Regions from separate parts of the Homo sapiens genome. Here region 1 is linked to region 2. A link is a loop called in an ENCODE intact Hi-C map of the cell type or tissue named here. Cell type or tissue: PC-9. All regions are shown on one strand. Links, peaks and the distances in the headings refer to the core of each region. The heading gives the core; the rest is flanking DNA. Region 1 holds the start of LINC02522 (long intergenic non-protein coding RNA 2522). Region 2 overlaps MAK (male germ cell associated kinase).

The links. A loop is a pair of places that touch in the nucleus more often than their neighbours do. Peaks named below come from ENCODE experiments on the same cell type or tissue, not always from the same donor. Only the 100,000 strongest peaks of a DNase experiment are listed, where the experiment ranks them.
Region 1: it touches region 2 in a loop (7-fold over the local background); 75 of 110 quality-filtered maps call a loop at or near these places.

What each region holds. Positions count from the first base shown.
Region 1 is chr6:10,471,373-10,483,450 of GRCh38, reverse strand. LINC02522 (long intergenic non-protein coding RNA 2522) reads left to right here and starts at 1,485. Exons shown (of 4, transcript NR_183333.1): 1 at 1,485-1,885; 2 at 11,416-12,078. In PC-9, for the core only: CTCF peaks have their summits at 4,567 and 4,766; no DNase peak of the experiment used is centred there; H3K27ac peaks cover 865 bases.
Region 2 is chr6:10,797,240-10,809,317 of GRCh38, reverse strand. It overlaps MAK (male germ cell associated kinase), which reads left to right. Exons shown (of 15, transcript NM_001242957.3): 6 at 376-508; 7 at 5,427-5,598; 8 at 7,259-7,426. Among named protein-coding and RNA genes, the nearest start is that of MAK, 35 kb to the left of the region's middle. In PC-9, for the core only: CTCF peaks have their summits at 7,692 and 7,894 (motif pointing right); a DNase peak (open chromatin) is centred at 8,337; H3K27ac peaks cover 439 bases.

The DNA.
Region 1 (12,078 bases), core at 1,346-9,345, 320 kb after region 2:
GCACAATTCATCTGTCTCTTTTATTTTTATCTTTTTTCAGAGACAGAGTCTTGCTGCTCTGACACCCAAGCTGCGGTGCAGTGGTGCCATCCCAGCTCACTGCAACCTCTAATTCCTGGGCTCAAGTGATCCTTCCAAATAGCTGAGACCACAGGTGCGTGCCACCATGCTGAGAGGTGACAACGTGCTAGCAGCCCTGGCTCGCTCTCAGCACCTGCTCGGCCTTGGTGTCCGCTCTGGCCAAGATTGAGGAGCCCTTCAGCCTGCCGCTGCACTGTAGGAGCCCCTCCCTGGGCTGGCTGAGGCCTGAGCCTGCTCCCTGTGTTTGCCAGGAGGTGTGGCTTGCGAGATGTGGAGAGAGAGGCGCTGGGCGGGAACCGGGGCTGCTCACGGCGCTCGCGGGCCAGTGCGAGTTCCCAGCGGGCGCGGGTTCCGCACTGGGAGGGGCCGTCAGCGCTGCCGGCCCCAGGCAGTGAGGGGTTTAGCACCCAGGCCAGCAGCTGCAGAGGGGGCGCCGGGTCCCCCAGCACCGCTGGCCCGCTCTCGCCGCGCTCGAATTCTCTCCGGGCTTCAGCCACCTCCCGCGGGGCAGGGCTTGGGACCTGCAGCCCGCCACGCCCGAGTCCCCCGCAGTGGACTCCCAGGCGGCCCAAGCCTCCCCTAACGGGCGCCCCCCTCCTCCGCCGGCACCCGGTCTCATTAACTGCCCAAGGGCTGAGGAGTGTGGGCGCACACCGCCGGACTGGAGGGCAGCTCCGCCCACGGCCCTGATGGTGGATTCACTAGGTGAAGCCAGCTGGCTTCCTCAGTAGAGTTGGGACTCGGAGAACTTTTATGTCTAGCCGGAGGATTGTATATGTGCCAATCAGCACTCTGTCTACCTTGGGGTTCATGGGTGCACCAATCAGCACTCTGTATCTAGCTAATCTGGTGGAGATTTGGAGAACTTTTCTGTCTAGCTAAACGATTATAAATGCACTAATCAGCGCTCGGTGTCTAGCTCAAGTTTGTAAACACACCCATCAGCACCCTGTACCTAGCTCAAGGTTTGTAAATGCACCAATCAGCGCTCTGTGTTTAGCTCATCTAGTGGGAACTTGGAGAACTTTTGTGTCTAGCTAAAGGTTGTAAATGCACCAATCAGCACCCTGTGTCTAGCTCAAGGTTTGTAAGCGCACCAATCAGTGCTCTGTGTCTAGTTAATCTGGGGAGGACTTGGAGAACTTTTATGTCTAGCTAGAGGATTGCAAATACACCAATCAGCACTATGTGTCTAGCTCAGGGATTGTACATGCACCAAACAGCACCCTGTCAAAATGGACAAATCAGCTCTCTGTGAAACAGACCAATCAGCTCTCTGTAAAACAGACCAATCAGCTCTCTGTAAAACAGACCAATCAGCTTTCTGTAAAATGGACCTATCAGCAGGATGTGGGTGGGGCCAGATAAGAGTATAATAGCAGGCTGCGGGAGCCAGTACTGGTAACCAGCTGCAGTACTTTTTGTGTGGTGTGGAAGTGTTTGTTTTTTGCAATAGATTTTTGTTGCAGTTTAGGTTTGTATTTTCTTTGTTTTGTAGTGCTTATTATGAAGGTTCGTAGGTTTATGTCTGTAGGCCAGGCAGGTCATTAAACTTAACAAAGAATAAGTAAGTCGGGAGAGGGGAATAGAAATCTCCACATACATATTCTTAAAAGCTGTAACACTCACCACAAAGATCTGCTGAGTGAAGTCTGTGAGACGAACGCACCAAGTCTGGACGCTCTGTCAGGCTACATTTTACGTTTTTGGGAGTGAGCAGGTGTTATTCTGTTCCCCGGGTTGGTTTTGAAGTCATGGCTCTCAAGTAATTTTTGTGCTTCTCAAAAGTGCTGGAATTGCAAAGGTAAGCTACCTTTACCTTGTTATCCTCATCTTCTATTACTCCTTGTCATTTAGAGGGAAGGCACAGGTCCAGGGTTTCTTGGATTCTAAATTAAACTACTAGAAATGGGAGCTGAGCCTTGGGAAAGGAGGAGGCAGCAACTGCTGCCTATTTACATCCACATTCAACTTCACAAAGCAATTTCTGAAGCTTCTCTACTTCTCTGCTTCTCTGCTTTTCCACACCTCAGGGGAAAAAAAAAAGCAATAGTTACTCATCTCAAAAACATCCGTGTTATTCAGGAGGGGTTAAATTGTGCCCAGTCCACCCTGTTTTAGTGTAAAGGAGACAAGAGGAGAGAAAAAGCTTTAATTTCCTACAATTGCTAAGTAAACTGCCTGAATGGATTAGCTTATTCCTCATTCCATCAATTAGATTGGCATTATTGCTTCACTTTTACAGAATAGAGATGGAGGTTTCTAGTGCAGGGCGCCAAGCTAGTAAGGAATGAAGTCTGGGTGCAAACACAAATCTCCAAAGCTGATTCCAGCGTCCAAAAGAGAGGGTTGGTGGAAGTGGGGTCACTTATAAAAACTATAAAAAACTTTGGCTGGGCGTGGTGGCTCATGCCTGTAATCCCAGCACTTTGGGAGGCCGAGGTGGGCAGATCACGAGGTCAGGAGATGGAGACCGTTCTGGCTAATACGGTGAAACCTGTCTATACTAAAAATACAAAAAATTAGCTGGGCGTGGCAGCAGGCACCTGTAGTCCCAGCTACTGGGGAGGCTGAGGCAGGAGAATGGCGTGAACTTAGGAGGTGGAGCTTGCAGTGAGTCCAGATCGAGCCACTGCACTCCAGCCTGGGCGAGAGAGTGAGACTCCCTGTCTTAAAAAAAAAAAGTATAAAAATTTTTAAATGAAAAGTTTTCAAGTTTAGAGAGTCTTCAATCTGTAAAGTACACTTCTCAAAAGAAGACGTACATCGGGCCAAGAAACATGAAAGGAAGCTCAACATCACTATTGTTAAAGAAATGCAAATCAAAACCACAATGAGATACCATCTCCTCTCAGTCAGAGTGGCTATTGTTAAAAAGTCAAAAAACAACAGACGCTGGCGAGGTTGCAGAGAAAAAGAAATGCTTTGACACTGTTGGTGGGAGTGTAAATTAGTTCAACCACTGTGGAAGACGGTGTGGCAATTCCTCAAAGAGCTAGAGGCAGAAATACCATTTGACCCAGCAATCCCATTACTGGGTATATACCCAAAGGAATATGAATCATTCTATTATAAAGATACATATGCATGTGTGTTCATTACAGCACTATTCACAATAGCAAAGACATGGAATCAACCCAAATGATAGACTGATAGACCCATCAATAATAGACTGAAAAATATGGTGCATGTACACTATGGAATAGTATGCAGCCATAAAAAGGAATGAGATCATGTCCTCTGCAGGGACATGGATGGAGTTGGAAGCCATTATCCTCAGCAAACCAACACAGAAACAGAAAATCAAACACTGCGTGTTCTCACTTTTAAGTGGGAGCTGATTGATGAGAACACATGGACACATGGGGGAAAGTAACACACAATGGGCACCTATCGGGTGTAGGGGGAGGGGGAACATCAGGAAGAATGGTTAATGGATGCTGGGCTTAATACCTAGGTGATGGGATGATCTGTGTAGCAAACCACCATGGCATTCGTCTACCTAGGTAACCTGCACCTCCTACACGTGTACCCTTGAACTTAAAAATTGAAGAAAAAAATTTATAAAGTGCATTTTTGTACTACAGGTTAAGTATCCCTTATCTGAAATGGTTGGAACCAAAAGTGTTTTGAATTTCAGATTTTTTCAAATTTTTAAATATTTGCAAATACATAGTAAGATATCATGGGGAATGGGACCCAATTCTAAACACAAAAATTGGTCTTAGCTTTTCATATGTACCTTATACACATAGCCTGAGGGTAATTTTATATAACATTTTAAATCTGTGATGAAACAGTTTGTATTAGGGTTCTCACATGTGGAATATTCTACTTGTGGCATCGTGTTGGTGCTCAAAAAGTTCAGATTTTGGAGCATTTTGGATTTCAGATTTTTGTTGTTGTTGAGACGGAATCTCGCTCTGTCGCCCAGGCTGGAGTGCAGTGGCCAGATGATCTTGGCTCACTGCAACCTCCACCTCCCAGGTTCAAGAGATTCTCCTGCCTCAGCCTCCTGAGTAGCTGGGACTACAGGCACACACCACCACAGCCGGCTAATTTTTTTATTTTTAGTAGAGGCAGGGTTTCACCATGTCGGCCAGGCTGGTCTCGAACTCCTGGCCTCAGGTGATCTACCCGCCTCAGCCTCCCAAAGTGCTGGGATCACAGGCGTGAGCCACCGCACCTGGCCCTACTAAATTTTCAAAGACTTTTTCCACTTAGCTCTCTTTTCCTCTTCTGTTTTTTTCCCCCTTCACCTTCCATAATTAAACTCTCAGGGTCCAACAGAAGTCTGATTGCACTGTTTATTTTTACCTCCTTTTTTGTGCTTTCTCCTAAAGCAGGAGTCAGCCTTTTTCTGTGAAGGGCTAGATAGCAATTTTTTTTAAGCTTTATTTTCCATTTTTTAACTTTAAGTTCCGGGGTACATGTACAGAACGTGCAGGTTTGCTACATAGGTATATGTGCGCCATGGTGTTTTGCTGCAACTATCGACCCGCCATCTAGGTTTTAAGCCCCACATGCATTAGCTATTTGTCCTGAGCATCTCTTTTTTTTTTCTTGAAGGAAGGTTGCACATCAGACAGTGTTAGTAAAAATTCAACTCCAAATGTTTTGGGACTCAGTGACTGTGGTCTTTCCTCATGAGTTTGTCACAACCAGATATGGACCCACAGGGGTCAGGGAGGTAATTTTTTAAAAAGATCAACAAAGAGACAGCAATAATATGGCACCATCTGCAGGTTAACTTGTGAATTACAATGATTTGTGTTGCATGTAATGTACTAGCTCTTCATTTAACTTTCCTGCTGGGCGGTCATTTCAGATCAACATCAAAAGCTACAAACTGGAAACAGAGGAAGATACTAGCCCCGTGTTTCTGATTCAGTATCACTGAAATACTTTGGAACCATATAAAGGGCAAAGTACATTCCACATGTTGAAGGACAGTGCCTGGCCCTGTGGGGTGTCATCCCCAAGCTGTAGGCATAGTGGCAACCCAGGGGTTCATCTCAACTCCCATCAGGTCAGTAGCTTTTTGGGTGATGAAGTGTATGGTCGGGATCAGCAGGTCCCCTGGTTATGCGCCCCCTGCCTCACCTCATTCTCTTTAGAATGTCCTAGGCACTGTTACTCTGGATCCCATGTCAGTAAATCGGGTACTCAGTGACCCTTAGGAAAGGCTACTATGTAGTGGATCATTGTGATGTTCTGCACAAGGTCCCCAGAGTTTAAATCTCTTTATTGTATCATGACAGAGACATGAGAGTTAACTTAGCCCTGGGACAAAATTGTGAATGTGCATTGTGAACTGCAAAATAATAAGAATGAATGAAAATGTAAACTGGTTTGGATCATATTTCCTGATGGGGATAGAAAAGAACACAATCAAAATCAAATGCAAAATCAACGGCTGCATACCATGTACTTGAGCCTGCACACATCTCTTCCAGCCAGCGTGCCGTATCTGGCCCAATTTGGGTCTGCTACTTGGTTGAGTTGCATAATCTACTATCCCAAGACAAACCAGGATTCCTCATGATCCAGACTGGTTAATGAAATGGATGGCTTGGCACAGTGGCTCATGCCTGTAATCCTAGCACTTTGGGAGGCCAAGGCAGTTGGATCACCTGAGGTCAGGAGTTCGAGACCAGCCTGGCCAACAGGGTGAAACTGTCTCTACTACAAAAATACAAAAATTAGCTAGGCATGGTGGTGCACGCCTGTAGCCTCAGCTACTTGGGAGGCTGAGGGATGAGAATCGCTTGAACCTGGGAGGTGGAGGTTGCTGTGAGCCGAGATCATGCCACTGCACTCTACCCTGGGTGACAGAGCGAAACTCTGACTCAAAACAAATAAATGTAGATGTTACAAGGAGCACCAATCCACCATGTTTTCGATTCTTACGGGTAGCACCAATTTTGGCCATCTCCCTCCGTCTCCCTGTGTGCATCTCATAATGCCCTCTTCTCCATCCTCCCATTGTCCCCTCCTCCCCCCAGATGAAGTACACACAATATATCTCTTTTGTTTGCTATCTTGGCAGAGTGGATAGGGTCAATTTCAGAAATTTCTACTTGGCTTTCCCCATGGAATGCCCTCACCCCACAGGCCAAAGACCCAATGGGGAGGCTATGCCAACTTCTGAGAATATTTACCCCAGTTATACATTTGTGGACTGAGGCCATGACTGCCGGTGGGCCTGTAGTCTTACTGAATCCACTGTGAGCCACCATGCCATGGACAGGACTCCATGGATCACCTGGTCACCATGTGCCCCACAGAAGCAGAGTGCGGGCAGCTGCAATGCTGTGGCAGGTCTCAGGGTATCAATGTCACTTCTGACCCTGTTCTAACAGTCCTCCAAAATACTTCAAATACTTGAGTATTTCCCCTTCCCTGGTGAACAGTTCTGTGAGATCTTAGGTCCCCTTGCAGAAGGACTCAGGAAATCATGACTGTGCCCATTTGCCAGGGTGTTACAGGGTCTTTCTGTTAGATACCTGGCCCTCCTCCCAGTCAAGGGCTTCAGGGTTTGAAATCTGGCGCATATTCAGAAACTGGGCAGGTGGTCCTGACTTTTGTAGGAGCACCCATCCTTAGTCTGCTCATTATCCATCCTGGATTTCTTCCTATGACACAGGTTGAGAAGCACCCCTGTCTGCCTGTGTATTTTGCTGCTAGGGATGTGGTCCTCTATGAACTATCTCCATAGCTCTCTGTGGTCCAGGCTCCCTCAGCTGCTTTTCTGAGCTTTTCCCTGATTGCGGTCATGGCTTCCACCTGGCTTCTGAGGATTATGTGCCACCACGTAGTTCTCCTATTTTAGGGTCTTGTCATCCCACTTGCTATCAGTAAGCCCAGCTCTGTTGAACCCTTCCAACTGTCTGCCCAGGCTGGCAGAGTAGAGCCACCACTGAGCTTCCGAGTGATGTGGGTGCTTTACGTCTTGGTGGAGGATGTTTTCTCTGAGCCTTCCTGTGGAGCATAAATATCTGGTAAGTGATCTGGTCTTGGATGGCACTTCACTGATCATACACACCTCCCTGAGTCTTACAATCCCTTAATCCACTGTCTGACTTGGCACTTCTGACATTTTAACATTACCTAGCATGGGCATCCTCTTTTTCCATGGTCCGAAAGCCATCTGTACTAGCGTCTGTGGCTGCCGTAACAAATGACCACAAACTGGATGGTGTAAAAACAACAGAAACTGTTCTCTGACAGTCCTAGAGGTCAAGGTGTCATCAGGGCCACACTCCCACCAGGGCTTTAGGGGGAGAATCGGTTCCTTGCCTTTTCCAGCTTCTGGTGGTTTCCAGCATTCCTTGGCTTGTGGCCATATCACTTCAGTCTCTGCCTCTGCCTTCACATGGTCTTCCCCCTGTTCTCCATTATCTATCTATGTGTCTCCTATAAAAACACTTGTCACTGGATTTAGGGCCCACCCATATAATCCAGGATGATCTCATCTCAAGATCCTTAATTCTGAAAAGACCATTTTCCCAAATAAGGTCACCTTCACAGGTTTTAGGGATTAGGATGTGGACATTTCTTTTGGGTTTGCAGGGGGTGGGGTGGAGGGCACCAAACTCACTATGTCATCTTAGTTCCAAATGTACACCATCTCCTGGGGTCTTTACTCGGGGGTTAAATCCTATATCTTTGGCCAGGGCTCTCCAGTCAGTAGACTCTCCCCCATCCACATTTATGTTCTGGCCCCCTTGACCAAGTACCCCAAGAATCCAGTCTTATTCATACCCCCTGACACTTTTGGTACCTGTTAGCTGGGTCATCAGCTCTCTTTGAGTTTAAGCCCTTTCTTCCCTTATAAGGCCCAGTGCAACCTCAGCTGGGTGATGCTGGAATTTAAACCTATACTAGTATCCGGGAAAGAAGCTGGGGCTCATCCTGGGTGGAGGGCACAAGTGTCTTGAAGGGAAGAGGCCTCTGCATTGTCTTCAAGCAATGGGGCCGGGGGTGGGCTGGCTCTTGCTATGGAGGGATAGCCCACATTTGTGGGGTTGGAGGGTCTAGAGGAAACTAGAATTTCAAGGGGTAGGGCATCAACACAGATGTTTGCATCCTGTATTTCACAGTCCTGTTCTTCCCCAATCAGGGCCCTGAACTTGACACAGCAGATCTGGCATGGTTGGGAGTGTCACCTTCTTTGGTCTCAGATGATTAATTCTTAGCCCTGGTCCTCAGCTTTCTCTGGCCTCCCAATGCAAAAGAGAGTTTCTCTGTACACTTCCAAAGAGGTTCTCTGGCATTCATACTCAGATTTCAATTGCTTGGTAATTGCTTTCAACCTTTTGTTATCTTTTTCTAGAGTAAAAGGAGCTTAACTATATGGCCGTTCTCCAGGTTGCTGCTCTAAGCAACAGGGGCTGATTCCACCAGCACCTCTAAGAAGTGTACAGAATTCCTCCCAGCATTTGGGAGCTGGGGCACTTGTCATTGGCTCTCATCCTCTATCATGGGAAGATTGCCACCAGATGCATTAATTCCATGCATCTGGTGCACCATGGTGCACTTCGGAGGCTCGCATGATTTGGAGAAGGCAGAAAAGCAGAGTTGTAGAGCATAGGCTTGAGGCAAGCAGGCAGCTGAGCTCTCATGGAACTGTCTACCATAGCAGCAGCTGAAATTAGAGGCAAGCCCAGGGGCAGGAGGCAGTGTACCAGAATCTGCTGCTACTGCATGCACATTTCCAACTATTTTATCAATGTCAAATTTTAAACTTTTTATATCCACTTGTGTTCCTTTCCAGAGTTCAAACATTGAATTAGTTGTGCAATGGAAGGAGTATTACCAGGACCCAGATGCAGCCCAAGGAAAAAAGAAAACAAAAGGAGACACACACAGTAAGTGGTGTCTCATTGTGATTTGGATTTGCATTTCCCTAGTGATTAGTGATGGGAAACATATTTTCATGTGTTATTGGTCATTTGTTTATCTTCTTTGGAGAAATATTTATTCAAGTCCTCTGCTCTCTTTTTTTTTTTTTTTTTTAGTCAGAGTCTCGCTGTATTAGTCTGCTCTCACACTGCTCATAAAGACATACCTGAAGCTGGGTAATTCATAAAAGAAAGGTTTAATTGACTCACAGTTCCACATTGCTAGGGAGGCAAAGGAGGAGCAAAGTCACATCTTAAATGGCAGCAGGCAAGAAAGTGTGTGCAGGGGAACTTCCCTTTATAAAACCATCACATCTTGTGAGATATCCACTATCACAAGAACAGCACAGGAAAGACCTGCCTCTATGATTAAGTTACCTCCCACTGGTTCCCTCATGACACATGGGAATTATGGGAACTACAATTTAAGATGAGATTTGGGTAGGGACACAGCCAAGCTATATCACTTGCTGTGTTGCCTACGCTGGTCTCCAACTCCTGGGCTCAAGTGATCCTCCCACATTGGCCTCCCAGTAGCTGGGACTACAAGCTTGAGCCACTGCACCTCCTTTGCACATTTTTAAATCAGATAGTTTTGTTTTTGTTGTTGTTGAGTTGTAGGAGCTATTTATGTATTCTGGATATTAACACCTTATCAGATGTATGATTTGCAAACATTTTTTCCCCATTCCATTGGTTGCCTTTTCACTCTGTTGATTGTGTCCTTTGATGCCGAGAAGTTTCTAAGTTTAATGTAGTATAATTTATCTATTTTATGGCTGGGCCTGGTGGCTCACACCCGTAATCCCAGCACTTTGGGAGGTTGAGGTGGGTGGATTGCTTGAGCCTAAGAGTTTGAGACCAGCCTGGGCAACATGGCAAAACCTTGCCTCTACTAAAACACAGAAAAATTAGCCAGGTGTGGTGGCATGCATCTGTGATCCCAGTTATTCGACAAGCTGAGATGAGAGGATTGCTTAAGCCTGGCAGGTTAAGGCTGCAGTGAGCCATAATTATGGCAATGCACTCCAGTCTGGGTGACAGAGCAAGACCCTGTCTCAAACAAACAAAACATTTATCTATTTTATTTTTGTGGCTTGTGCTCTTGGTAACACAACCAAGAAATCATTGTCAAATCCAATGTCATTGTAAAGCTTTCCCTCTATGTTTTCTTCTAGAAATTTTATAGTTTAGGCCTTACATTTAGGTCTTTGATCTATTTTATGTTAATTGTTACAAACGGTGTAAGGTAAGGGTCCCACTTTCTTCTTCTGCATGTGGACATTCATGTTTTCCCAATATTATTTGTTGAAAAGACCCCTTTCTCCATTGAATGGTCTCAACACCCATGTAAAAAGTCATTCAATCATATAGGCAAGGGTTTACTTCTGGGCTTTCTCTTCTATTCCATTGGTCTATGTGTCTGTTTTTATGCCAGTACCACACTGTTTTGATTATTGTTACCATATATGACTGTCTAAAAAATTTTATGTATGTATAAAAATTTTTATGTATACATAAAATTTATACATACATAAAATTTTTTTTGAGACAGTCTTGCTCTGTTGCCCAGGCTGGAGTGCAGTGGCACAATCTAGGCTCAGCTCACTGCAACCTGCGCTTCCTGGCAAGCGATTCTCGTCTTGTAATATATTTTGAAATCAGGAAGTGTGATGCCTCCAGCTTTGTCCTTCTTTCTCAAGCTTATTTTGGCTATCCAGGGTCCCTTGAGAGTCCACATAAATTTTAGGATAAATTTTTAATTGGATTTTTTAATAGGGATTACATTGTTTGCTTAATGTAATCATAATGCATATGATTTTCTTATGCCCCCAACAAATATGAAATCATAGTCATAATCATTTGCTAAATGATTACATTAAGATTGTTTTGGGTAGTGTTGACATTTTAACAAAACTAAGTCTTCCAATCATGAGCACAGATGTCATTCCATTTATTTGTGTCTTCTTTAAGTGCTTTCAGCAATGTTTTAAAGTTTTAGCGTACAGTCTTTTGTCTTCTTGGTTAAGTTTATTTCCAAGTATTTTATTCTTTTTGATACTATTGTAAATGAAATTGCTTTTGTAATTCCCTGCAGCCTCTTTCATGCTCTGAGCAGAACTGCATTGCATACAATCAATCACCTACACTCACAGGCAAGAATGTACTACTATTGTAATAATGTAAATTTTTCTAAAATCACAAAATGGAAAATGCATCTTATTTGCTTTTAACGTTTTAGCAGATGATGTGGTCAAGTAAATAAATAAAAGGAGAGAAAGAGAAGTTCTGTGTGTGTGTGTGTGTGTGTGTGTGTGTGTGTGTGTGTGTGTCTGTCTGTCTAAGATCCTTTTGTTGTTTGCTTTGGCCTAGTTTCTTATGCTTTGAGGAAAAGCTCATTCTCATTCATGTGACTTGCTTTGGCTAATAGGACACCAGAGCATGATGCAAGTGTGGCTTAATCGGTGCTTGCACATTGGGCTTGTTCTTTCCAAACCTGTTGCCCCGATTCTGCAAGGCTATCCTGCTGTAGAAGGAGGCCCTGGAGGACAAGACACCATGTGGGGAAAACAGCCATGGGGAGCAGAACCGAGGTATCCCAGCTTAGCTCCCAACTGACAGCAGCCACATGAGTGAGCAGAAAAACAACTTCCAAGGGTGATTTAGCTACTGCTGCTGTGGAATGTCAAAACTTTCAGCAAGGGAGCCCGATGCAGATCTGTTGATATGACACCATTCCACAAGAAGACCAACTGATGGCTTTGTGGCAAGTTGACTACACTGGGCTGTTTCTATTCTGGGAAGACAGAGATTTGTTCTAAGAGGAATAGGCATGTGTTGCAGGCATAGGTTGACCTTTCCTGCCATGGAGCCTCCTCTGGTACCACTATTTGAAGGTTGAAGGAATGTTGATTCACCAGGATTGAGTCAGACCAGCCAAGCCTATGACCATGATGTCAACTGACTGTATCACCTGTCACATCATCCAGAAGCTACAGACTTATAAGGCATTGGAATAACTTGTAGATGGCCCCGTTAAAGTACCAGCTTAGAGGCAACACTCCATGAGAATGAGACATCATCTCCAGGATGG
Region 2 (12,078 bases), core at 3,721-11,720:
CCTCCTCTATTGCACAATAGTGATAACAGTACCTCCTTCAGGTTGTTGTGCAAATGAATGGAGATAATCATAGTGTGGTAATACCTAGCCCAGTGCCTGAACACCCACTGGAGTCACAAATAAAAATAAATGTTAAATGGGTGGTTATTTTTAATTATCTCATACACTGTGTGAACTTTCTTGCCAAAGCATTTTAAAAGCAGGGTCCCTACGCCCCATTTACTTCTTAGACAATAAATATGGTTTACTTTTTTCCTAAGATGATGTTTTGAATTATAAAAGAGGGGGTTCATTTATATTTTGTTTATAAATCAAATAAAGCTATGTTTAAACGTAATGATTTACTGTATTTTTTTTTCTCCGTATATCATCAAGGCTTTTTTCATAGGGACATGAAACCAGAAAACTTGCTTTGTATGGGTCCAGAGCTTGTGAAAATTGCTGATTTTGGACTTGCAAGAGAATTAAGGTCACAGCCACCATACACTGATTATGTATCTACCAGATGGTGAGTAGGGGTTATGCAGCCCTCCTGAGGCATAAGCCTATGGTGAAATTTTCCTACGATGGATTGTTACATATTTCTGGAAGTTCCATATTGAATATTTAAAACACAGAATTGAATTTTATATTCTTTAAAGAAAGCGAAGGATTGGTTTATTGCTATTCTGATCACTGAAAAAAAAAGGAAAAAGAATTTCATTTATTCACTCATTCATTCATTCAACAAATATTTATTGAACACCTACTATGTGCCAAACATCATTTTAGGCACAGAGAACACAGCAGTGAAATAAAAAAAGAAAAGAAAAATCTCTGCCTTATGCTGCTTACATGACAGCCAATAGACAGATAAACAAGTTAAAAATATTATGGATCACCAACAGAAAGACATACACGTGTTCACCAGAAGACATGAATCCTCTCTACTGCACGCCACCCAAACGTCCATGAACAGTAGCATCGTATACTCACCCAGTGGAATGCTTTGCAACAATGAGAACGAAGGGTCTATGACTGCATGCAGCAATGTGGACGAATCTTAGACAATGTTGAGATCAAGAGCCCAAAGAGAAAAAGAGCACATACCATATGATTTCATTTATGCAAAGTACAAAAAAAGAGAAAACTAATCTGTGCCATGAAAGTCAGGATAGCAAGCAGTTCTATGGGGTGGGGATGTGTGTAGTGCCTGGACTAGTGCACAAGGGGCCTTCTGGGTGCTGATAGCATGTCTTTCTTTTTTTTTTGAGATGGAGTTTCGCTCTCTCGCCCAGGCTGGAGTGCAATGGCGTGATCTCGGCTCACTGCAACCTCTGCCTCCCGGTTTCAAGTGATTCTCCTGCCTCAGCCTCCCGAGTAGCTGGGATTACAGGCACCCATCACCATGCCCAGCTAATTTTTGTATTTTTAGTAGAGACGTGGTTTCACCGTGTTAGCCAGGCTGGTCTCAAATTCCTGACCTCCGGTGATCCTCCCACCTTGGCCTCCTATGCATAGTGCTGGGATTACAGGCGTGAGCCACCGGGCCCGGCCGATAACATGTCTTTCTTGATCTGGGTGCTGGGTCTGTGGATGTGTTGTATTTGTGAAAATTCATCAAGCTCTACTCTTACAACACATGCCTCTGCCTGTGTGAATATTATACTCCAGTGAAAACAAGAACATATGTGTATCAGGCTGGGCATGGTGGCTCACGCCTGTAATCCCAGCACTTTGGGAGGCCGAGGTGGGGGATCACTTGAGACCAGGAGTTCGAGACCAGCCTGGCCAACATGGCTAAACCCCGTTTCTACTAAAAATACAAAATTAGCCGGGTGTGGTGTCACGCGCCTTGGTGCCAGTTACTTGGGAGGCTGAGGCATGAGAATCACTTGAACCTTGGGGGCAGAGGTTGCAGTGAGCCGAGATTGCGCCACTGAACTCCAGCCTGGGCAACAGAGCAAGACTCTTTCTCAAAAAAAAAAAAAAAAAAAAAAAAGGAATATATGTGTATCAGATGTTGATACATTATTATAAAGAAAAATAAAATAGGAAAGGGGGCAGGGAGTTGGGGGAGATGGGGAGAGAAAGGAATGTTACATGGAGGGTCTGACTGAGAGTAGCCCTGATGGAGATGCCAGGGCCAGCAGGATTTTTTTTAGGCAGAGTAAAAGCCTTGAGACAGGTGCACGCCACACGTGAATTCTGCACAGTGCAGAATGAATAAGGAGGGCAGTCGTAGGAAACAAGGGCAGAGTTTGTAGAGTGGCCAGAAATGATAGTGACTTGGACCTGCTGGCCATGCAGGTAGTGAGAAATGTGGGATTCTAATGAATCAGATGTGGGGGCTGAAAGAAAGGAGTCCGTGTCTTAGTGTGTTTTTTTGTGTTGCTGTAAAGGAACACCTGCGGCTGGGAAGTTGGTAAAGAAAGGAGGTTTATTTGGCTTCCAGTTCTGCAGGCTGTACAAGAAGCATGGCACTGGCATCCGCTTGGCTTCTGATGTGGGTTTTTATGCTGCATCAAAACATGGTGGAGAAGGTCAGGCCGGGCGTGGTGGCTCACACCTGAATCCCAGCACTGTGGGAGGCCAGGACGGGTGGATCACCTGAGGTCAGGAGTTCGAGACCAGCCTGGCCAACGTGGTGAAACCCAGTCTCTACTAAAAATACAAAAATTAGGCCGGGCACAGTGGCTCACGCCTGTAATCCCAGCACTTTGGGAATCCGAGGCAGGTGGATCACGAGGTCAGGAAATCAAGACCATTTTGGCTAACACAGTGAAACCCCGTCTCTACTAAATATACAAAAAAAAAAAAAAAAAAAAAAAAATTAGACGGGTGTGGTGGCGGGCACCTGTAGTCCCAGCTAGTCCCAGCTACTTGGGAGGCTGAGGCAGGAGAATGGCGTTAACCTGGGAGGCGGAGCTTGCAGTGAGCGAAGATCGCGCCACTGCACTCCAGCCTGGGTGACAGAGCAAGACTCTGTCTCAAAAACAAAAAAAATTAGCCAGGCATGGTGGCACATACTTGTAACTTGGGAGGCTGAGGCAGGAGAATCACTTGAACCCGGGAGGTGGAGGTTGCAGTGACCCGAGATCGCGCCATTGCACTCCAGCCTGGGCAACAAGAGCAAAACTCCGTCTCAAAAAAAAAAAAAAGAAAAGATGGCGGGGTGAAGGTCAAAGGGGAAATGGGCACGTGCGAGAAGGGAACAAACAAGAGGAGGAAGCTTGCCGTGGAGCAACCCACTCTCTCAGGAACTAATTTCATCTTGCCTGAAAAAGAACTCATTCACTACGTGAGAACAGCACCAGGCCTTTCATGAGGGATCCGCCCTGGTTACCTGCGAATGTGACCTTATTTTGAAATAGGGTCTTTGCAAATGTAATCAGATTAAGATGAGGTCAGACCACAGCCTGGCTGGTCTTAATCCAGTAAGACTGATGTCCTTATAAAAAGAAGGCAGACAGAGAGATGGAAGAGGGAAGACACGTGAAGGCACCTTGGGAGAAAGCAGTGTGATGTACACTTTAAATGGATCAACTGTATATTATGTGAATTATATATCAATAAAGCTTGTAAAAATATTCGTCAAAGTATAGTAAGTTCTCACTTAACATCATCAGTAGGTTCTTGGAAAGTTTCACTTTAAGTGAAACAACATATGATGAAACCAATTCGACCATAGGCTAATTAAAGTAAACAATTTTATGGCACGTTTCTGGTCACAAAAACATCACCAAACTTCTTTTTTTTTTTTTTTTCCTGTCACCCAGGCTGTAGTGCAGTGGCACGATCTCGGCTCACTGCAACCTCTGCCTCCCGGATTCAAGTGATTCTCCTGCCTCAGCCTCTCGAGTAGCTGAGCTTACAGACGCCCACCACTACACCCAGCTAAGTTTTTGTATTTTTAGTAGAGACGGGGTTTCACCATGTTGGCCAGGCCGGTCTCGAACTCCTGACCTCATGATTCACCCGCCTTGGTCTCCCAAAGTGCTGCAATTACAGGTGTGAGCCACTGTGCCTGGCCACCAAACTTCTAAATAGTGACCAAAACACTAATATTGAACATTGAAATACATGTAAGCTATACATACATTTGAGAAACATTAATAAAAACAAGGAAGATAATTATTCGCCAAGTTATTCTAGTTCAGGGTCACAGGTGGCAACAGCGTGTCCTGGAAGCTGGGGGTGCAAGGTGAGCACCAACCATGGACGGGACAGCCTCCCATGGCAGCACGCCCCCTCCCCACCCCCCCCCCGACACACACATGCACACACTCATCCTGGGGCCACACAGGCACCCCAGTTCACCTGACATGCACATATCTAGGATATGGGAGGAAGCTGGAGTCCTGGAGAAAACTTGTAGACTTGGGGAGAATGTGCAAACCCCACACATTGGCCCAGCCAGAAATGCCTTTCTTTTTTTTTCTTTCTCATCAACATTACAATGAAACAACATTGAGCAAAAACAACAGTGAACAAAACTAGTTTATTTGAGGGCTTGCAGTATTCTCAATGAAAGCAAAAAGACAGTATGCCAAACATTTGGACTGAAATATTTACACATTTTGGTTGGAAAAAAAGAGAATTGAGAGTGTCTTCCATTTAGCAGACTTTGTGTTGGACTCACCAGCTCACTTTGCTCTTGTAAATTGAGTATTTTTCTCAATTAAAAATATTGTTAGGCTGGGTGCAGTGGCTCATGCCTGTAATCTCAGCACTTCGGGAGGCTAAGGCAGGCTGATCACCTGAGGTCAGGAGTTCGAGACCAGCCTGGCCAACATGGGGAAACCCCGTCTCTACTAAAAATACAAAAATTAGCTGGGCATGGTGGTGTGCCCCTGTAATCCCCGCTGCTCGGGAGGCTGAGGCAGGATAATCACTTGAACCCAAGAGGCGGAGGTTGCAGTGAGCCGGGACCGCGCCATTGCACTCCAGCCTGGGCAACAAGAGCAAAACTCCACTCAATAAATATAGTTGACTACAGAAGAGGAGTCAGTTGAGGATATCAGTACTTTCAAACTGATAAAAAAAAACTCCACTACTCAGGATATAATCCTGTTCATCTTTTGTTTTCTGTGCTTCCTTGTGAATAGATGCTGAATATAATGCTTTGTAACATAGTTTTTCTACTTTTTTTCTTAATATATCAGATGGCACTTATTTCCATATCTATTCAGTTGAGTTCCTGTCTTAGGCTTGATGGACATTTCATAGACATTTGTCTCCAGCCCCACTCATTGTCTGTGATCAGGGAACATGTGTTGTGTCCTATTATCCCCAGAACATTGTACAAATGCCTGACACACAGATGGAACAGGGTCTGAATACCTGTTCCTTGATGGAAATGCATGACCACACAGCGTAGAATGCTACTGCCCATCCACCTTTGAAATTGCAATCAAAATTACCTCTTTTGTTCTCTATTTTCATAGGTATCGTGCCCCTGAAGTTTTACTGAGATCTTCAGTTTATAGTTCTCCCATTGATGTGTGGGCTGTTGGAAGTATCATGGCTGAACTCTATATGTTAAGGCCACTTTTCCCAGGGACAAGTGAGGTCGATGAAATCTTTAAAATTTGCCAAGTTTTAGGGACTCCCAAAAAAGTAAGTACTCTTGTCCCTAAGTTGCTATAACTTTTGATTATTTCTATCTTGCTACTTTGCTTTTAATTTTATAATTTTGATTATTTACAACTTTTGCCTAGATATCTGATATTTTCATTTTGAAATAGGCTCATACTTTAATGATTAATTTTCTTATAATTCTTTTTTTTTTTTTGAGATGGAGTCTTGCTCTGTTGCCCAGGTTGGAGTGCAGTGGCTCAATCTCAGCTCACTGCAACCTCCACCTCCCAGGTTTAAGCAATTCTCATGCCTCAGCCTCCCAAGTAGCTGGGATTACAGGTGTGCACCACCACGCCTGGTCAATTTTTCTATTGTTAGTAGAGAGGAGATTTCACCATGTTGGCCAGGCTGGTCTTGAACTCTTGAGCTCAAGCGATCTGCGATCTGCCCACCTCAGCCTCCCAAAGTGCTGGGATTACTTGGTGTGAGCCACCACGCCCGGCTGTAATCCTTATTTTTTTAATCGGAGTGGGTTAAGGATTGCAAGAAGCCAGAATCCCACCAGCTGAAGAAAAACAGGTGCTTGCCTTTCCTTAAGAACTTCAGGAAAAATTCTGTGTGTTTAGAGTGTAACTTGGGGGTGATGCCCAGCTGACACTGTACAGACAGCCTTGCTTGAGCTCTTTCCTGCTCATTCTGTGGCTGGCCATTGGCATCACCTGTTAACCCCTGGTGTCTTGAACCTTGTTTTTTCTTAACCGTTTCTTGTTTCCTTTTTTATATCTCCCCTGTGGATATTTGACTTCTTGAACTGAGTGCTTTTCAATTAACTATATTTCATCTACACCTTTCTTTCTGAAATGTGCTTTATAAGTGTGTATATAATGACATCCTAATTAAATTAGTAAGTGCCTTGTAGTTAACATTACACAAGTAAATGTAGATATTAAAGCTTTAATGTAATTGTCATTTCCCAGATATGTGCATTTTTAACATTGTATGCAATGGGTAATATACACGACAAGGATCTTTGTTCACAGTCAGCCTCTTTGTAAAGCACTTTTCCTTATTTGTTCAGAGTTAACCCAGGTATCATCACAGCAACATCACCATCAGGATCTAAAACCAGACAAGAGCTTAATATTGCAAAATTTATAAAGGCGGGCATGGTGGCTCATGCCTGTAGTCCCAGCACTTTGGGAAGCCCAGGCAGGAGGATCACTTGAGCCCAGGAGTTCAAGACCAGCCTGGGCAACATAGTGAAACCCCGTCTCCACAAAAAAAAATTAGCCAGGTGTGATGGTGCGCACCTGTAGTCCCAGCTACTCAGGAGTCTGAGGTAGGAGGATCTTTTGAGCCCGGGAGGGTGAGGCTGTAGTGAGCCATGATTGCTCCACTGCACTCCAACCTGGATAACAGAGCCAGATCCTGTCTCAAAAAAAACACAAAAAAACAAACAAAAAAAAGCTATAAAAGTGCTTTTCGCATTGTTTCCTAACTCTCAGCTTAATGTTCTTTCTATACTGTCGTAGCACTAAATTATAGACGTGGTCTGGTATTTCATTTTCATGTTTATATGGATCAACATGAAAATGTTCAAACATAAATGATGTTTATATTACTGCTGTGTTTTTTAAATGGATTACTAAAAACAATTTGTTTTGCCCTCCCCACCTGCACTTATATATTCCTGAAACAGAGTGACTGGCCAGAAGGATACCAGCTGGCATCCTCTATGAACTTCCGTTTTCCCCAGTGTGTTCCTATAAACTTAAAAACTCTTATTCCCAATGCCAGTAATGAAGCTATTCAGCTCATGACCGAAATGTTGAATTGGGATCCAAAGAAACGACCGACAGCAAGCCAGGTAAGAGGAGTCTTCCTGTTAGACCTTTAAAAATGTTTAGGTTTTGTAATATCAGGGATGTTTTCATTTACAAAGGCAGGTCTATTCTCAACCAGGATTTTACTAAGAGAATTAAACACAAAGTCCTAGGCATCCAGCGTATGTAATAAATTAATTTCTAGGCATATAATATCATTGGGAGAAATGCAGAAATAGCCACACCAATGATTTTCTGAGTTTTGTGGTTCAAATGAAGAACCCTGAGGTTGCAACAAGGAATCAATCTGCAATGATAAAAATTCAGACCTGCGACAGACTAGTTATGAAGGAATCTGTCATGGAAGCAAAAAGGCATCTCATGAATCATTCCACATAGTAGACTTTCCTATGCTGCCTTTACAGTTTAGGGGTGGGATTCTGGTTCACTTTATACAACAGTATCATCCCTTGCTGGGACTGGAGTGTGCAGCCTCTGGCTGCCACAAGAGGGCAGCATTGTGGCACCCAGGCTTTGTTCCTTTGTGACTACACCTGACATATCTACAGATGTATTCCAAGTCTAGGGCCTTTAAACCCAGTGTTTTTGTCTGCAAGGCTTCAATAAAAAGGCAATAATAAACTTTATTGTATTCTCATCATTTAAATATAAATTCCATGTGAAAATTACAAAAATTTATTTTGCTTTTTTTAAAATTAATCTTGAGAAAATGTTTTCTAAATGTCATCTGGAAGAACAAATGGGAAAGGATAGTCAAGATATGTTAAAACAAGAATAAGGAATTAGAGAGCGGTGATAGGGATGGACAGCTTGCCCCATCAGATATTAAAGTAATCTTTAAATTGATGATGGTAACAGTGGAAGTACTGGCATAAGAATTGACAAATAGCTGAATGTTGCAGAACATATGAGTCAGCACAAGGTAAACAAACGTGGCATCACAAAGAGGGGAGGACGGCTCAGTGGGTGATACTGGGAAAATTCATTAGCTCTTAGGGAAAAAAATAAATTGAGGTCCTTACTGCTCACCATACTTTACAACTCACAGAAGGGTTACATTTTGTTGTTGTTGTTGAGATGGAGTTTCACTCTTGTTGCCCAGGCTGGAGTGCAATGGCATGATCTCGGCTCACCGCAACCTCTGCCTCCTGGGTTCAAGTGATTCTCCCACCCTCAGCCTCCCGAGTAGCTGAGATTACAGGCATGAGCCACCACGCCTGGCTAATTTTGTATTTTTAGTAGAGACAGGGTTTCTCCATGTTGGTGAGGCTGGTCTCGACCTCCCAACCTCAGGTGATCTGCCCTCCTTGGCCTCCCAAAGTGCTGGGATTACAGGTGTGAGCCACCGCGCCCGACCAGGATTACATTTTCAAAGTGTAAAAAAAAAAGCACCCTAAACTGTTAGAAACAAAAGGAAAGCATACATGTGTATTTGATCTCAAGGTGAAAAAACACGGGTATAAAAATAATAGAAGAAACCACAAAAGGAAGATTCAAACAATTTGATTACATAAAAAGTAAAATTTTTCTCTATGTAAAAATCTTAAAATGGAAAGATAAGACAGAGAAAATTATTTTTAATTCTTAATATAATACTCCTACAGAAACACAAGAAAAATACTGAAATGTGTATGTGTATTTTCTTTTTTTTTTGAGATGGAGTTTCTGTTGCCCAGGCTGGAGTGTAGTGGCATGATCTCCACTCACTGCAACCTCCGCCTCCTGGGTTCAGGCGATTCTCCTGCCTCAGCCTCCCGAGTTGCTGGGATTGCAGGTGCCCGCCACCACGCTTGGCTTATTTTTGTATTTTTGTAGAGACCAGAGGGGTTTTTTTGTTTAGTTTTTTTTTGTTTTTGTTTTTGTTTTTGAAACGGAGTCTCGCTCCATCGCCCAGGCTGGAGTGCAGTAGCGTGATCTCGGTTCACTACACCCTCCGCCTCCCAGATACAAGCAATTCTTCTGTCTCAGCCTCCCTAGTAGCTGGGACTACAGGTGCCTGCCACCACACCTGGCTAATTTTTGTATTTTTAGTAGAGATGGGGTTTCACCTTGTTGGTCAGGCTGATCTTGAACTCCTGACCTTAGGTGATCCACCCACCTCGGCCTCCCTAAGTTCTGGGATTACAGGAATGTGCCACTGTGCCTGGCCAGAGACGGAGTTTTACCATGTTGGCCAGGCTGCTGTTGATCTCCTGACCTCAGGTGATCTGCCTGCCTTGGCCTCCCAAAGTGCTGGGATTACAGGCATGAACCACTGTGCCCAGCCGTTTAAGTGTATTTTCTAATTTTTCTTTTTTAAAATTTTTTGAAAGTTTTGTTTCTTTAAAGATGGGGTCTTACTATGTTGTCCTGACTGGTCTCAAACCCCTGGTCTCGTGCAGTTCTCCTGCCTTGGCCTCCCAAAGTGCTGAAATAATATAGGCGTGAGCCACCACACCTGGCCCATATTTTCTAATTTTTCTAAACATTCATTACCTTCATAATAAAGACATAATAAGTTTTTCAAATGTATTTTAAAAAGAAAAGTAGTAATGGGACATGAAAAAGAAACACAGGAAAAGAAATACAGATTACAAAAAATATTTTTTAAATGTTCAGTCTTTGTTTACTATTATAAAATGCAAGTAGAAATGAGATACCGTTTTTCATTTATCTCTCTTAGTAAGAGAAAGTAATTTTGTAGTATATAAAAAGAGCCTTGAAGACAATCAGAAATTATGCTCAAAGATGTTCAATTCCAATAGAAAACTGTACATTGAAAGTTAATCAAAATGTTTCCAACCATGTGCGGTGGCTCTGCAGTGCCGCACACCTGTAATCCCAGCACTTTCCGAGGCAGGCGGATCACTTGAGGTCAGGAGTTTGAGATCAGCCTGGCCAACGTGGCAGAACCCCATCTCTACTAAAAATACAAAAAATTAGCTAGGCATGGTGACACACACCTGTAATCTCAGCTACTCGGGAGGCTGAGGCAGAAGGATAGCTTGAACCCAGGAGGCGGAGGTTGCAATGAGCCAAGATCGTGCCACTGCACTCCAGCCTGGGTGACAGAGTGAGACTCTGTCTCAAAAATAAATAAATAAATAAATAAATAAATAAATAAATAAATAAATAATGTTTCTAAACTTAGGTTATGTGCATCTTTAATTTGGAATATACTGCCAGCATTAACAGTGAATTTGTAAAATAAAATTTTTAAATAATTTGGGAGAAATCTCATGCTAAAATACTATTATACAAATAATATGATTTTGTTTTTGAAAAATATATTTTATATGATGAGAAAAAAATACCGAAAAGTATAAAAAATGTTAGTCTTGGTTGTCTCTGGGTGTTAAATTTTTATTTTTGTCTTGAGAACTCTATACGTTTCTCATTCTCTACAATGATCACTGCTTCCCTTAAGTAAATAGGAAAAAATAAATGCTATTAATTTTTAAAGTTTTCCCTCTTCTTGAAGGATAGTAACTGGTATCTTAAAGTATCTTAAAAGGGAAGAGTTGGCCGGGCACAGTGGCTCATACCTGTAATCCTAGCACTTTGAGAGGCCAAGGTGGGCGGATCACGAGGTCAGGAGCTTGAGACCGGCCTGACCAACATGGTGAAACCCTGTCTCTATTAAAAATACAAAAATTAGCTGGGCATGGTGGCGTGTGCCTGTAATCCCAGCTACTCGGGAGGCTGAGGCAGGAGAATTGCTTGAACCCAGGAGGCGGATGCAGTGAGCCAAGATCGTGCCACTGCACTCCAGTCTGGGTGACAGAGCGAGACTCCATCTCAAAAAAAAAAAAAAAAAAAAAGGGAAGAGTTGTTATAAATAAAGCCTTGAAATTACAAAACACATCCTCAAAGTTTCCAGCTCCAAAATATGCATCATTAATTTAGGAATATTGACATACTAATTACTTAATGTGACTTAATTCAGAATTTGAGTACCTTCAGTGTGCTAGGCATTGAAGTATTCAAATTATGTATATTTGTGTATTCCACTGAGAATGCAAGTAACCCTTAACAAACTCTTTCTTGTGCTCTGTTTCACAGCCCTGCTTTTTAGTGGAAGTGGAAAGACCTAATTAGGGAGAGAGGTTGGTTAAGTTGTAGAATATGAAGACCATTTAAAGTACCAAGCTGCCTTCTGTTCCTCTAAAAACTGCCCTTACACATGGGAGGAGTTAACTGTTGGTCAGGGCTATGTTCCCACCTATGTGGGGACTGGCTAAAGGCAGGAGGTTCAGGGGAACAGAGCTTGACCATCTTAAGGAACCCATCCCCCCAAAAATGACCAGCTACTTTGCCCAGGTATTTGATGCCAATAAGGGAATTTTTCCATAGCTGAGCTACACAGGCTTTAGACATTCTGTAGAATATTTTTTCGGTTTTAGCCTTACTGACGTTGTGAACCAGATAACTCTTTGCTGTGGGGTGCTATTGTGTGCATTATGGGATAGTTAGCAATGTCCCTGGCCCTCTAGACACTAGACACTAGTAGCGTCCCCCAACCCCTGTCATTATAATAAGAAATGTCTCCAGACATTGCCAGATATCTCCCAAGGGGCAAACTTGCCTCCATTTGGGAAGCACTGCTATTAGATGGTGCCACCCATACACCAGGGGGTCCTTTCCCTCTCATGCAAGCAGTCAGGTGACTGATCTAGATAAAACTCAAACAGTGATC